3 separate regions of the Homo sapiens genome follow, and all the other regions are linked to region 2. A link is a contact called in ENCODE Hi-C or POLR2A ChIA-PET data. All regions are on one chromosome and are shown on one strand. Each heading gives the region's core, a stretch centred on a gene start or an enhancer-like site at or near the end of the contact. The rest is flanking DNA. Distances are from core to core; before and after follow the strand shown. Region 1 overlaps LOC105370087 (a long non-coding RNA gene). Region 2 holds the start of ULK1 (unc-51 like autophagy activating kinase 1). Region 3 holds the start of NOC4L (nucleolar complex associated 4 homolog).

Evidence for each region. A loop is a pair of places that touch in the nucleus more often than their neighbours do. ChIA-PET counts read pairs that join two places held with the same protein, here RNA polymerase II (POLR2A). Pooled maps may share reads with other maps.
Region 1: a loop to region 2 is called in a pooled map, with 11 times the contacts of the local background. The contact joins the enhancer-like site here to the promoter of ULK1 in region 2. A Hi-C loop is called at or near these places in 3 of 37 single-sample maps with no recorded cell type and 8 of 50 pooled maps.
Region 3: a map of ascending aorta shows a loop between it and region 2 (2.9-fold over the local background). The contact joins the promoter of NOC4L here to the promoter of ULK1 in region 2. A Hi-C loop is called at or near these places in 2 of 168 maps with a recorded cell type or tissue (aorta and ascending aorta), 4 of 37 single-sample maps with no recorded cell type and 16 of 50 pooled maps. POLR2A ChIA-PET finds 5 or more read pairs at or near these places in 1 of 52 experiments (activated CD8-positive, alpha-beta T cell).

The regions. Positions count from the first base shown.
Region 1 is chr12:131,680,546-131,684,735 of GRCh38, forward strand. All of the region lies in intron 1 of LOC105370087 (a long non-coding RNA gene), which reads left to right. Among named protein-coding and RNA genes, the nearest start is that of SFSWAP, 28 kb to the right of the region's middle. RefSeq lists a silencer at 1,736-1,885. Within about 2 kb of position 2,151, at least 2 of the 41 ENCODE cell types and tissues checked have a DNase peak (open chromatin) inside an H3K27ac peak, as active enhancers do.
Region 2 is chr12:131,892,195-131,896,127 of GRCh38, forward strand. ULK1 (unc-51 like autophagy activating kinase 1) reads left to right here and starts at 2,428. Exons shown (of 28, transcript NM_003565.4): 1 at 2,428-2,918; 2 at 3,407-3,499; 3 at 3,589-3,630. The coding sequence starts at 2,808. LOC124903059 (a long non-coding RNA gene) reads right to left here and starts at 1,964. Exons shown (of 2, transcript XR_007063538.1): 1 at 1,653-1,964; 2 at 864-1,381. RefSeq lists silencers at 2,098-2,147, 2,178-2,687, 3,755-3,904, 3,830-3,933.
Region 3 is chr12:132,142,313-132,146,917 of GRCh38, forward strand. NOC4L (nucleolar complex associated 4 homolog) reads left to right here and starts at 2,145. Exons shown (of 15, transcript NM_024078.3): 1 at 2,145-2,293; 2 at 2,542-2,662; 3 at 3,247-3,353. The coding sequence starts at 2,177. DDX51 (DEAD-box helicase 51) reads right to left here and starts at 2,007. Exons shown (of 15, transcript NM_175066.4): 1 at 1,681-2,007; 2 at 1,383-1,597; 3 at 416-566; 4 at 1-110. The coding sequence starts at 1,984. RefSeq lists enhancers at 93-998, 1,928-2,227 and silencers at 1,598-1,797, 1,868-1,917.

The DNA of each region.
Region 1 (4,190 bases), core at 901-3,400, 210 kb before region 2:
GCAGCCCCTGAACACCAGGATGGACGGCTCTGCTGTGAAGGACTCACCACCCGGACACGAGGCTCCTCCCCAGCCCCTCCCCTGCCTCCCCTGGTGCTCTTGGCTCTCCCTGTGGGCTGCCCCTCCCCACATTCTGTCCCTTTGGGCCAGGTGGGGCCCTCGCCTTTTTGTACACGTAAATCACGTGATGGGGCCCACATAGTAAACAGACATCCTCCCTAGGACAGCACTCTGTGGGGTATGGGTCACATGACCTCATCAGGGCCCATCGGAGCAAGATCAGGACCACTGCAGAAGCTACTGGGGAAGGACTGTGCTCTTTCTTAAGCACAAGTGAGCTGGGAGGTGCTGCAGCATTGATGGGGTCACAGCCAGAGGGGATTCCGGGGCTCCCAGGGGACAGCATGTGGGGCCTGAGATGGAAGCAGCACAGGAGGGAAGAGCTGAGAGCCAGAGAGAGAGAGAGCAGGAGAGAGCACGGCGGAGAGAGAGAGAGAGCCAGAGAAAGAGAGAGGAGAGAGGAGAGAGCAGGGGAAAGAGAGAAGGAGAGAGGTGAGAGCAGGGGAGAAATAGGAAAAAAGAGAGCAGGAGAGAGCCGGGAAGAGAGAGAGAGAGAGAGAGACCAGGAGAGAGAAAGAGAGCAGGGGAGAGACAGAGAGAGAGAGATGGAGTGAGAGAGAGAGAGAACGTCCTGGAGATGTCTCTAGAGGCCAGAACACAGCCATACCTGAAACCAGCTAGAATAACCTAGATTTCTTCACTATGTGAGCCAACACATTCCCGGGCATCTGCTGATTGGCATCAGGGTTTCTGATGCTCCACAGAGAACTGCCCCCAGCTGTTTGCCCTCTCCTGACTGTGGACAGCTGAGCTGGGCATTTGTCCTGCCAGCTGTGACCCCAGACCCTCCTATCTGGTGACACAGCGCGTCTGAATGTAGCAAGGGTGAAGTCACCTACCGTCAATTACTCTAATGACCTTTTATGTATTAAAAAGTAAAACATTCCCAATCTGTGGCACTTGGGTATTTAGGAAAACATTACTTGTCACACCACAGAAAACCGTGGTGACACAAAGGTGTGCTTCAGCGCCATGGAGAAGAGCAGAGCGAACCTGGCTCTAGTGCTGGGCTCTGGCGCTGCCGTGAGCACGTGCTCACCACACGTCCTTGTCGTCTTCTCCGGGGAGAGCCCTGACTTATCCGAGGCAGCCACATGCCCTTCTATCCTGCTGGTTAGGACATAAATGTCCCTGCTGCACCCGGGGCTGCCTCTGTGGTGACGATGATGCCGAACCTCGGGTGGGGGAGGGAGGCTCAGAAGGGCCTGTGTCCCGAAGCCTGGACCTCCCGGCGCCCTGCCTGTGGGTTAGTTTCTGCATTAGTTGCTGATGTCCGTCTCTGGCACTTCCCACCAAGAGCCTGAACCCACACACCTGGGCTCAGTCCCCGAGACACGGGCCACGCGGCACCTGCTAGGGCTTCTGTGTTGAGATGGTTGCAGTGGACACCAGGAGAGTCGTGGGTGACAGTCGAGAAACTGCCCAAGAACAATCGCTCAATCCCGCTGGTTTAATCACACACTAAAAGCCTAGTCATTGAAAGAGGGTGACATCAGGTGGGGGTTCCCCTCCCCTCCCTGGGAAGGGAGCGCGGAGCTCACTTGTGGGTGCTGGATCCTCACGGCCTCCTCTGCTTCTAAAGGACGGGGGAGGCAGGAGAACAGGTGGGGCCCAGACTGGGGCGGGAGGAAGGTGGAGCAACCCCATGGCCTCCAGGGGACGGGGCGGGGAAGAGGTGGGGCCCAGACTGGGGCGGGAGGAAGGTGGAGCAACCCCATGGCCTCCAGGGGATGGGGCAGGGAAGAGGTGGGGCCCAGACTGGGGGATGAGGAAGGTGGAGCAACTCCATGGCCTCCAGGGGGGATGGGCAGGTGGCTCTGGGATCCCCCCTCCCCCAGGCAGCCACTGGACTAATGCAGGGGAGGGGAAGGGAAGGGAAGGGAGGGGAGGGGAGGGGAGGGGAGGCCAGGCTCTGCCCCAGGAGGCGACGGGGGGTCAGGACCAGATGTGGAGGGAGCCCCAGGAGGGAAGCGCTCAGCCCCAGCGAGGCTGGGAGTGTCCTTGTCGTCTGTAACCGAGTTCCTTGTCATCCAGCATCCAGCACGTCTGGGCTAGGGCACCCTTGACTGCACGTGACAGAACCACATGGGGTGTTGTGTTGTGGTGCTGCTGTCATGGCGTTGTGGTGTGCTGTGTGGTTGATGCTGTGTTGTTATGTTGTGGTGTGGTGTGTGGTGGCGTTTTGAGTTATATTGTTGGTGTGGTGAAGTGGTGTGTGGTGTATATTGTTGATGTTGATGTGTTACATTGTGGTGTGCTGTGTGGTTGATGCTGTGTTGTGATGTCATGGTGTGGTGTGTGGGGGTGTTTTGAGTTATGTTGTTGGTGTGGTGATGTGGTGTGTGGTGTATATTGTTGATGTTGTGTTACATTGTGGTGTGCTGTGTGGTTGATGCTGTGTTGTGATGTCATGGTGTGGTGTGTGGGGGTGTTTTGAGTTATGTTGTTGGTGTGGTGATGTGGTGTGTGGTGTATATTGTTGATGTTGATGTTGTGTTACGTTGTAGTGTGCTGTGGTGTGTGGTGCTGTTTTGGGGTTTTCATGGTGTGGTGTGTGGTGTGTATGGTTGTATATGTTCTTGCTGTTGTATTGTGGTGTTGTGTTATCTTGTTGAGGCAGTGCTGTTGATGGTGTGGTGTGCGGTGTTGTTTTGTGTTATGTTGTGGTGTGGTGCTGGTGTTGTGTGGTTGTAACTGAGGATGTCTGAGCTCGTCTGGAAGGAGACAGTGGAGCTGCCCAGGCCCAGGGCTGAGGATGGGCTGTGGCCAGGGTAGGTCCTCAGCTGAGCGAGGTGAGGAGCCCCTGAGTCTGGTATGTAACACAACTGTTGTGTTGTGTTGTTATGTTGTTGGTGTGCTGTGTCTCTGTCCACACTGGGCAGATGGTCCTGGGGACACTCCTGGAACTTCCTGGCTCCCGACATTCCCAGCCTCTGCTCTTGGGAACGGTCCAGGCTGGACCTGGTGTGGGACAGAAGCCAAGTCTGTGCCAGTCTTCAGCGGGACCACCCTTAGGGTGAGCACGTTCCCCTGGAGAGCCCTGTCTTTGTCTGTGGATTTCTGGGTGGGGCCGTGCCTGGCGCTAGGAGGTGAGCTGGGCCCAGGCCTGGGGGCAGCTCTGCGTCCCCACCACCTTCGTCCCACCCATGGGCTCCAGAGCTTCTCTCCTGCACCGATGGGTCAGCGGCCGCCACCTCGATTTCTACATCTCCTCTCCAGAGCCCAGTCCTTCAGCCTGCAGACGAGAAAAATCAATGCCCAAGTCTTGAAAGGGTTGAAGAGAAAGCCTATTGCGTGTCAGAACATGTTAAGTCTCCCTCCAAATGGAGCTGCAACAGGGCACAGTCCTGCCCGGGAAGGGCTCCTCCCACCCGCGGGGATGCTGTCTGACTCCAGCACTCATGTGGGGGGACCCACGCCCAGGGCTGGGACACACTGGGACCTGGGCTGACCCTCAGCACCTGAGGATATCTGAGCTCCTCTGGAAGGAGACGGCCGAGCTGCCCAGGCCCCAGCTCTGCCGAGGGCTGAGGATGGGCTGCAGCCGGGACAGGTGCTCAGCTGAGCAAGGCGGGGAGCCCCTGAGTCTGGAAACAGCCACTCAGCATCATTAAGGGTGTTGTGTCATCCTCAACGTAGATAATGACGATGGCACTGGCAGCTGCTTCCCTCCTTTCAGGCACTCTGGAAGCACCATTTCTAATCCCCTCCGCAGAGCCCACAGGCTGGGACTCTGAGACCGGTTCCTTCTTTATCAAACCTCTCCCATCCGCAGCGGGAGGCTGGGACGGCAGGTAGCGTCCTCCTTGTGGGGCTCACATCGAGGATGGTGACTACGAAACTGAGGTCACTGTGTGGCCAGCAGGAATCTTAGCAGACCCAGACACCTGAGTGTGAGCCTGGCTCTCCATCTCCCTCCCGACTACCCTGGGGATGCCACCCAGCCTTCTGTGCCTGTTTCCTGCTCTGCACAATGGGAATCACGGCGTGTCCGTCTCCTGCTCTGCACAATGGGAATCACGGCGTGTCCGTCTCCTGCTCTGTAGAATGGGAATCATGCGTGTCTGATT
Region 2 (3,933 bases), core at 1,178-3,677:
TGTGGTGGCGGGCGCCTGTAGTTCCAGCTAATCGGGAGGCTGAGGCAGGAGAAAGGCGTGAACCTGGGAGGCGGAGCTTGCAGTGAGCCAAGATAGCGCCACTGCACTCCAGCCTGGGCGAAAGAGCGAGACTCCGTCTCAAAAAAAAAAAAAAGAAAATAGGACACAAAGAAGGGAACAAGAGACACCAGGTCCCACTTGAGGGTGGGAGGGTGGGAGGAGGGAGAGAGGATCAAAAAACTACTTATCGGGTACTCTGCTTATTACCTGGGTGATGAAATAATCCGTTCATCAAACCCTGTGAAACATAATTTACCTGTATAACAAACCTGTCCACACACCACTGAACCTAAAAGTTATAAAAAGAATAAAAAATTTAATAAGACCGCACAAAACAAAAAAGAAACATGTCCTTCCTCGGTGGGCCTAGTAACGGTTTCCAAATGCAAATCCCATCTTGCCATCCCACCCTCTCCTAAACTCTTCCTGGGTATTTCTTTGAGTTTGGGGTGAAGACCCCGTTAGCTTGGCTTTCCAGGCCAGGGTGGGCTGGGCTGGGGTTCCCTGAGTACTTTCCAGGAGTACAGGCTTCGCCATCTCTAGCAATCTCGGCCCTCACGGTCTGCCCTGATCACCTCAGCACGTAGCCACCTGTTCACTCATTTTTCTCTTGCAATTTTGCCACGGGTGGTGCAATCTTTGCTCTTCTTGTCCCCCACCCCTAAGCGCTGGGAGCTCCTGCAGGCGGGTCTTGTTCTCACTGTGTCAACTGCAGCACTTACCTCGCAGCGTGTGCTCTCTGGGCAGGCCGGTGTGCAGCAGGCACTCCAGGATGTGAGTGAATGCTATGGCTGACTACGGGGCACTGTGGAACCTCTTTATTGGGAAAACAAACATGGTGGGCCAGGAGACCTCTTGTCCCTTCCAGCTCGGTGGCTTCTGGCCCCCAGTCCAGGGTCGGGAGTCTGTGTGTCCTGCGGCCTGGAGGATGAGCTGGGTGCAGGTAAAAGGCATCCAGGACTTGCTGATCCAGCCCAGGGCATCAGGCTGTCCAGCTGCTGGGCTGCTCTGGGAGGCAGCATGGAGGGTCCTGGCTGAAGTGTGTGTTTCTGGGCTGTTACTTTAGGACTGTACTGAAGGCTGGGTTGGTGAGCATTGTTTAGAATCATGCATTTGCAAAAGCAGTGCTTGCACGTGGTGAAAGCCATTCCAACTAGCGCGCAACGTGTACGGTGAACAGCACTAACTTTTCCCCGGTCCTCTCTCCCAGAGCAATCGCTGTTGGCTGTGTCTTCTGTGAGTGAGCCCCCGGGCTCTTTTGGCTGCCGGCGGTGTGACTTTGGACACATTCTCCAACTTTTCTCCGCCTTGATTTCCTCATCTGTAAAACAGGGACATAACAGCAAGTGCCTCGTGGAATCATTGAATGGATGCACTAATCGCTGGAAAGTGCGCTGCTTGGCCTAAGTGATGAGTTAGCTGTCATTATAGTTAGGAACGACCATGTACACATTACAGGCGTTTCACACACACACACATCCCAATCCTACCGCTTTCTTAAAACGACAGACAGTACAGTGCCCTGTTCCATATTTTGCTTTTACTTAATTATAATCTTTGGAGAACTCACCCTTGAGCACAGGTATATTTACCTCTGTGCAGTGTTCCACAGGACCGATGCGCAGCCCATCTAGCTAACCTTTCCTCCCCAGCGGATTTATGGGCTATGTCGTTGGTTTGGGTGACAACTTTTTGGTCTACAATTTTTTTTTTTTTTTTTGCAATTTGGCATTATGGAACTCAACTTTAAATGCCTAACCTCTAACTCAGCCATTCTATTTCTAAGAATTAATTCTGCGCAGTCCCCCGTTTTGGGAACATTTCCCACGCCTGTTCTCCATTCTCCTGTAGAAGGGGAACAGGGAGCGGGAAGGAGGGGAACAGGGAAGGGGAGGGAGGGGAACAGGGAGGGGGGACAGGAGGGAGGAGAACAGGCAGTGGGGGCGGGAGGGGAGCGGGGGGGAAGGCATGGGAGGGGGCGGAAGGGAGGGGGCAGGGAGGGAGAGAGGTGATGGGAAGGGGAAAAGGAGGGAGGAGGACGGAGAGAGGGGAAAGGAGGGAGGGGAGCAGAGAAGAAGCGGGGCGGGGAAGGGGCGGGGAAGGGGCGTGGAAGGGAGTGGGGCAAGGAATCAACACTGAGCCCCGTGGCCCGCTCCCGGGTCAGCGCGCCTCTCTGCTCTCACCGGGGCGGGTCCGCTGTTGGCCCCACCCACTCCCAGCCCACCCGGCCCCGCAATGGCCCGGCCCAGCCGCCCACCCCCCCGACAGGCCCCGCCCCATTCCCCGCCCCCCGTCTGTTCGTCACGCCCGGCTCTGCCGCTCCGTCCCGCAGGCCCCGCCCTCATCCCGCCTCCCGGCCCGGCGCGCAGTGCGGCTGCGCGGGCGTCTCAGGCTCTGAGGCCCGGGCGCCGCGGCTCTTTTGTTTCTCCGTTGGGGCCGAGCCCGGGCCCTAGTTGGAGCCGGAGTCGGAGTCGGAGTCGGATCCGGATTCGGATTAGCAGCCCGGGAAGAGTGCCGTGGCACAGGCGCCGGAGGGAGCGCGACCCTCGGACCCCGCCTGGCCCGCGGGGCTGGGACCCGGCCCCGGCCTGCCCGATGGGGCGCGCGGCCCCGGAGATGCGCCCTCGCCCGGCCCCGCGCCCCCGGCCCCGCGCCCCCGGCCCGCCCGCCCCGGCCCGCGCCTCCGCCTGAGTCCCCCGCGCCTTGGCCCGCCACCCCCCGCCCCGCGCCCCCGGCCCGCCTGCGCCATGGAGCCCGGCCGCGGCGGCACAGAGACCGTGGGCAAGTTCGAGTTCTCCCGCAAGGACCTGATCGGCCACGGCGCCTTCGCGGTGGTCTTCAAGGGCCGCCACCGCGAGGTGAGGCCCCCGTCCGGCCCGGGATCCCCCGCCCAGGATCCCCTGCCCCTGCATCCCCGCCCCGAGATTCCCCGCCTGTCCCGGGACCCCCCCACGCCTCCCGAGAGCCCCACTCGACTTTCCAGGCCGACCCCCACCCCAGGATCCCCACCCCGCGACCCCCAGCCCGACTTTCCAGTTCAGACTCCCGCCCCGAGATCCGCTGCCGGGCTTTCCAGCCCAGATCCTCACTCCGAGACCCCCAGCCCGACTTTCCTGTCCAAACCCTCACCCCGGGACACCCCGCAACCTGGTCCCACAGCCGGCTTTCGAGGCTGGATCCCTACCCCAGGACCCCCAGCGCGATCCTCAACCTGGCTCCCCACTCGGCCTTCCAGTCCCGGGATTCCCAACCGGGATCATCTCAGGGCCCCACCTGTGTGGACTGGGGTCTGGGGGAGGCCTGCGAGGGGCAGCCCTGGCCTTGAAGGTGCACGTTTGGCTTTCAGAAGCACGATTTGGAGGTCGCCGTCAAGTGCATTAACAAGAAGAACCTCGCCAAGTCTCAGACGCTGCTGGGGAAGGAAATCAAAATCCTGAAGGTGAGCCAGTGCTGGGGGAGGGGGCGTGGGCGTGGGCGTGGGCAAGCCCCCCTCCCCACACTGATAACAAACTTGGGTTTCTGTCCTAGGAACTGAAACATGAAAACATCGTGGCCCTGTACGACTTCCAGGTAAGGCCTCTGGGCTGCGGTCTGCTGGGGACCGGGCTGGGGGACTGTGGCCCCAGGTGCTGGATCCCCTGGTGAGCACTGGTGTTGAGCCTGTCCAGGCTGGGGTCTACTGGGCCCCTGGAGACTCCACCCTGGGTCCAGGCCTGGGCTGGTGCTGGCTCTTGCTGTGACTTCCCCAGCTGTGAGACCGGGGAGGGGGTGTCTGGGCCGCAGGGCGCCCCAGGGCAGGGCTGAGTTCTCCTGAACAGGCATCCCCTCCCCGCCGGGCGTCAGTCCTAGGGGCCCTGCCTGAGTCCGGCGTCC
Region 3 (4,605 bases), core at 895-3,394, 250 kb after region 2:
ACTGCCTGTTGGGGCAGAAACACAGAGGTCGCTAGGCCGGTAGCCACCTCTGCCCACCAGAAACCCACAGGCTGCGCTCTCCAGGAGGGCAGGAATCACAGCTGCCTGGACTGGATGAGGAAAGGCGAGAGAGAAGTCGTGTTTACGCCTAGGCCTAGGCCTGCCGCTTCCCTGCCTGTGACCTCTGGGCTGGGCTGCTCTGCTGGAGGCCTGGGAACCGCTCCCCAGAGGGATGGCACCAAGGCCCAGAGGAACGCCAGCCTCAGGAGACCCAAGTGGGAACCATGAGCTTGAGAGTGCTGAGACCACACTTGGCACCGATGTGGCAGGGACGCCTGACCCACGGCCACTCACAGCCTTGTGTGTGGGTGCCCAGGGAGGTGTTCCCTCAGCTGCCTGCCCGGGGCTGGGGCACCTGGAAAGTAGGACGAGATGCCGTGTGCCCGCAGCTGCTTCTGCAGGTCAGGATGGACGTCAGGGATGTCCTCGATAGGAACCAGGTCTTCGGTGACATTCCTTCTGACACAGTTAGGCTCAGCCAGCCACCTTGGCAGGAAAGGCTGGACCTGCCATCAAAAAGAAAGAGAGGCCAGGTGAGCGCTTTCCAGGCTCTCGCGCAGAAGCCCACGGTGGAAAAAGCTAGGGGAGGGAGGCTGGGGAAACCTCTGTCGTCTTCAGCTCCTTCTCAGCCCCAGGATGCGCTTTCCATACAGCCTTCAGAAGTTAAACAGTAAAAGCAGATGCCACTCCCTGAGCAAACTCACTCTGTAGCCTCCCATCAACCCACAGTGGCACCCACCCTCCCGCAGCCAGGAGGTCCTGTGACCTGGCGCTCGCCTGCCCCAGCCACGCCGGCGTCCCTGCCTCGAGGCCTCTGCCTGGCACCCCCAACCCCCAACCTTGACCTGGCTTCAAGTCTTTGCATCCCAACTCAAAGAGAACCTCCTCCACCTGCCCTACCTAAGGTGCCCGAGCACTCTGTCAAACTTCTCGCTTTCTTCACCTGTCTCGCCGGAAATCTCTTTACCGAAAACCACACGTGCTAAGCAAAAACACCAACGGTCAGGAGCTTGCAGAACGGCCTCTGACTTACTCCTGAGGCGGTGAGCGCACAGCAGGAAACCCCGCACGTTCACGCAAACACATCTTGCAGAACTGGCGCGGCGCGGCGGGAGGACAGGGGCAAGCCTAGCAGAGGAAACGGGAGCTCTGCACGTGCAGGATCCAGACCCCTAGGCGATGAAACTGCAGACCTGGCAGCGAGGCGCGGCTGTGACCCGGGAACATTCGCTGAACGAAATCTTCCGGGGCGACCGCCGCACTTAAGAATCCGCGCAGCCTACCCTCTCACGCCGACCACCCTCCCGCCCGCCGAGGCTCACCTTCGGCGCCTTCCTCTTCCCGAACCCCCCCAGCACCAGGCCGGGGACCAGGGGTCCGGCCGCCTCCTCCAGGGCCGGTCCATCTGGGGCCGCCTCGGCGCTGGCGCTGGTGCTGCGCTCCCCCGGCGCCTCCTCGCTGCTCCCTGCGCTGGGCTCCCCTGGCGCCTCCTCGCTGCTCCCTGCGCTGGGCTCCCCTGGCGCCTCCTCGTTGCTTTCTGCGAGGCAGACACCCACCCGGCAGCGCGTCAGCACCGAGTCGCCGGCGCCCCAGAGGGAGCCCGCTCGCCCCGCGGCCCACCTGCGCCCGCGTCCTCGCCGTCCGCCTTCCGTCGCTTTCCCTGCGGCGCCTCCGGGCTCCCCGGCTCCGCGTCGTTCACCCGCCGCCGCCGCCGGGGCCGCCGTCGCCTCCTGGTCGCCGGCTCGGTCGATGCAGCCGCCTCGGTCTGCGCGGGCTCCCGCTGCTGCTGCCGTTCGCGGGCCCGGCTCTGCAGCCGCTCGAGCAGCGCGCGGGCCCTGCCGTGCGCCCCGGCCTCCGCGCCCTCCGGCCCCGCCGCAGCTGCCGCATCGGGGCCCGGGTACCGCGCGACGTAGAACAGCGCCATGGCCAGCCGCACGCCTGGGACTCGGGCGTGGCGCGCTGCGATGACGTCGGCGGCACGCCTGCGACTCGGGCTCCGCGCAAAAGATGGGGTTGGGGTACGGCGCGTAGAGATGACGTCGGGTTCTACGCGCAGTGGTGACGTCACGGGAGCGCCGGCGGCTGAGAATCCGCGTTGTTCCGTGTTGGGGGCGGCATGGAGCGGGAGCCGGGCGCCGCGGGAGTTCGCCGGGCTCTGGGCCGCCGGCTGGAGGCGGTGCTGGCGAGCCGCAGTGAGGCCAACGCCGTGTTCGACATCCTGGCCGTGCTGCAGGTGGGCCTGGCGGCGTCGCAGGGCCGGAGTCGCGGCACGGGAGCGGGACTTGAATGGGGGGCTGCGGCGGCAGGTCCCCAGGAGGTTCCGAGACGGCGTTGGGGGGTCAGGGTGGGAGGCGTGTGGGTCACGGGTCGGGGGTGACGGGGCTGGCGTCCCGAGGGGGAAGGGAACGGGTTGGGGGCAGCCTAGGCAGGGGCGAAGGTGACAGTTGGCGGCCGGGCACCCTGCCGCCGCCTCTCCTGCAGTCTGAGGACCAGGAGGAGATCCAGGAAGCAGTCCGCACGTGCAGCCGTCTTTTCGGGGCCTTGCTGGAGCGGGGAGAGCTGTTTGTGGGCCAGCTGCCCTCTGAGGAGATGGTCATGACAGGTGAGCCCTGGAGGGCCCCGGGGCTGCTCTTCTCTTTCCGTGGGTCGGAGGGAGGCTTTGTCACCATGGGATGAGCGCCCCCAACCCTGGCACAGGCCGTGCAGGCTGGTGGGAGGACGCACCAAGCCCACCGTGGAAGATGGATGGTGGCGTTGGGGCAGGGGTGACATGGGTGCCCTGCAGCTGAGTGTAGATGAACACTGGACAAGGTACGACTTTTTGTGTGCTTTGCACCCCTTTTGTAATTTGATGTTGACTGATCCTGACACGGTCGCTTAAACTCGGAGCTTCCTTTATGTCCCCATCCTGGGGACGTCAGGTCTTGGAGTAAAGAGAGGGGATGTGGATCCTGCTCCTGGCAGCTTGGCTGGGGCAGTCCTGGGGTAGGAGGTGCTCTTCCTGTTTGCAGGGCTCAGGGAATGTGCTGGTCTCAGCACAGGTCTGGGGGCCTTAGCGACCTGTTTCCACCTGCGGAGGCTGAGTAGAAGACAATGGGAGGGTGGAGCCAGGCCTGAGATTTTGGGCTGGGCCCAGGGTGGCGTATGTGGGCCTCACGTGGGCTGACCACCCTAACCTGTCTGCAGGGTCCCAGGGAGCCACACGGAAGTACAAGGTGTGGATGAGACACCGCTATCACAGCTGCTGCAATCGCTTGGGAGAGCTCCTGGGCCACCCCTCCTTTCAGGTCAAGGTGGGTCATTGGGCTGGCCTCATCCTTGTCCATCCCCTGCACCCCAACTCCCAGGTTATCCACAAAGCAGAGGTCTGGGGCTCCCACAATTGTCCAGGCAAAGCTGCTTCCTTCATGGGAGCATCACCCTGTGGGTGTTCAGTCCCATTCAGAAACATGGCTATCGAGTCCTGTAGTGAATATTGAAGACGCAGAATCCGTGTTCATTTCCAGTGGCATCCACGGGGATCTCTGTGTTTGCATAGAGCACGCACACCAAGCCTCGTGCCAGTCCACAGATGTGTTTGCTCAGATCACACTGTGGTCTGCAGCCATGGGAATGCATTATGAGCTTTCTTAAAATCTGTAGTGAGGAATAACTGAGGCACAGTTTACCGTTTAAAGCTGAGAAGTTAGCATCTGTTACTGTGTTGTGCAGTGGTTGCCGCTATCCCAGAACATCTTTATCGCCCCGAAAAGAAATCCTGTACCAGTTACCATCGCTTCCATATCCCGCCCCTTTCCACCCCCAGCCCCAGGCAGCCACTCCTGGATCAGTGGTTACTTCCTGGATCAATGGGTTTGCTTTTTTTAGACGCTCCTCATAAGGGGGATCATACGGTATGTGGCTTCTTCCACTCATCGGCGTGTTCGAAGTTCGTTCTCTTTGTGGCTGAGTAGCAGCGCGTCGTATAGCACAGCACGTATCGTTCAGCCGCTCGTAGGTTGCTGGGCATTTGCGTCGTTTCCACCTTTGGCTGTTACGAACAGCGGACTGTGAACGTTCGCGTACAAACTCTTGTGTGATGTTTCTTTTGCTTGAATATGCCTTATCAGTGGAATTACAAGGCCACACAGCAGCTGTGTTTTTAATGTTCTGAGGAACTACAAGACTGTTTTCCATAGTAGCTGCGCTATCTTACCCTCCCCCTGGCAGCATTTGAGAGTTCCATACTCCACATCCTCGCCAACACGTCTGTCTATAATTATAGCCGAGCTGCAGACTTTTAAATGTTGGGGAGATACCACGTGAAAATAACCAGTTTCCACCTTCTCAGAAAGAAATAATCAGTTCTGTCAACACGGGGTCTAAGTTTGTTCATGGCTGCGATTGGCTGGAGGGAGAGTCAGAGACAGCTCTGAGACAGCCGTGTGCTCCTGTCATCCCGCACGAGGCTCTTTTGCTTTGTGGTGTCATTTGCCTGGGCCCTGAAAGCACTGAGTTTGCCACCCCGAGATGAGAGCTTCCAAGCCTGGGTCTGAGTTGGGCACC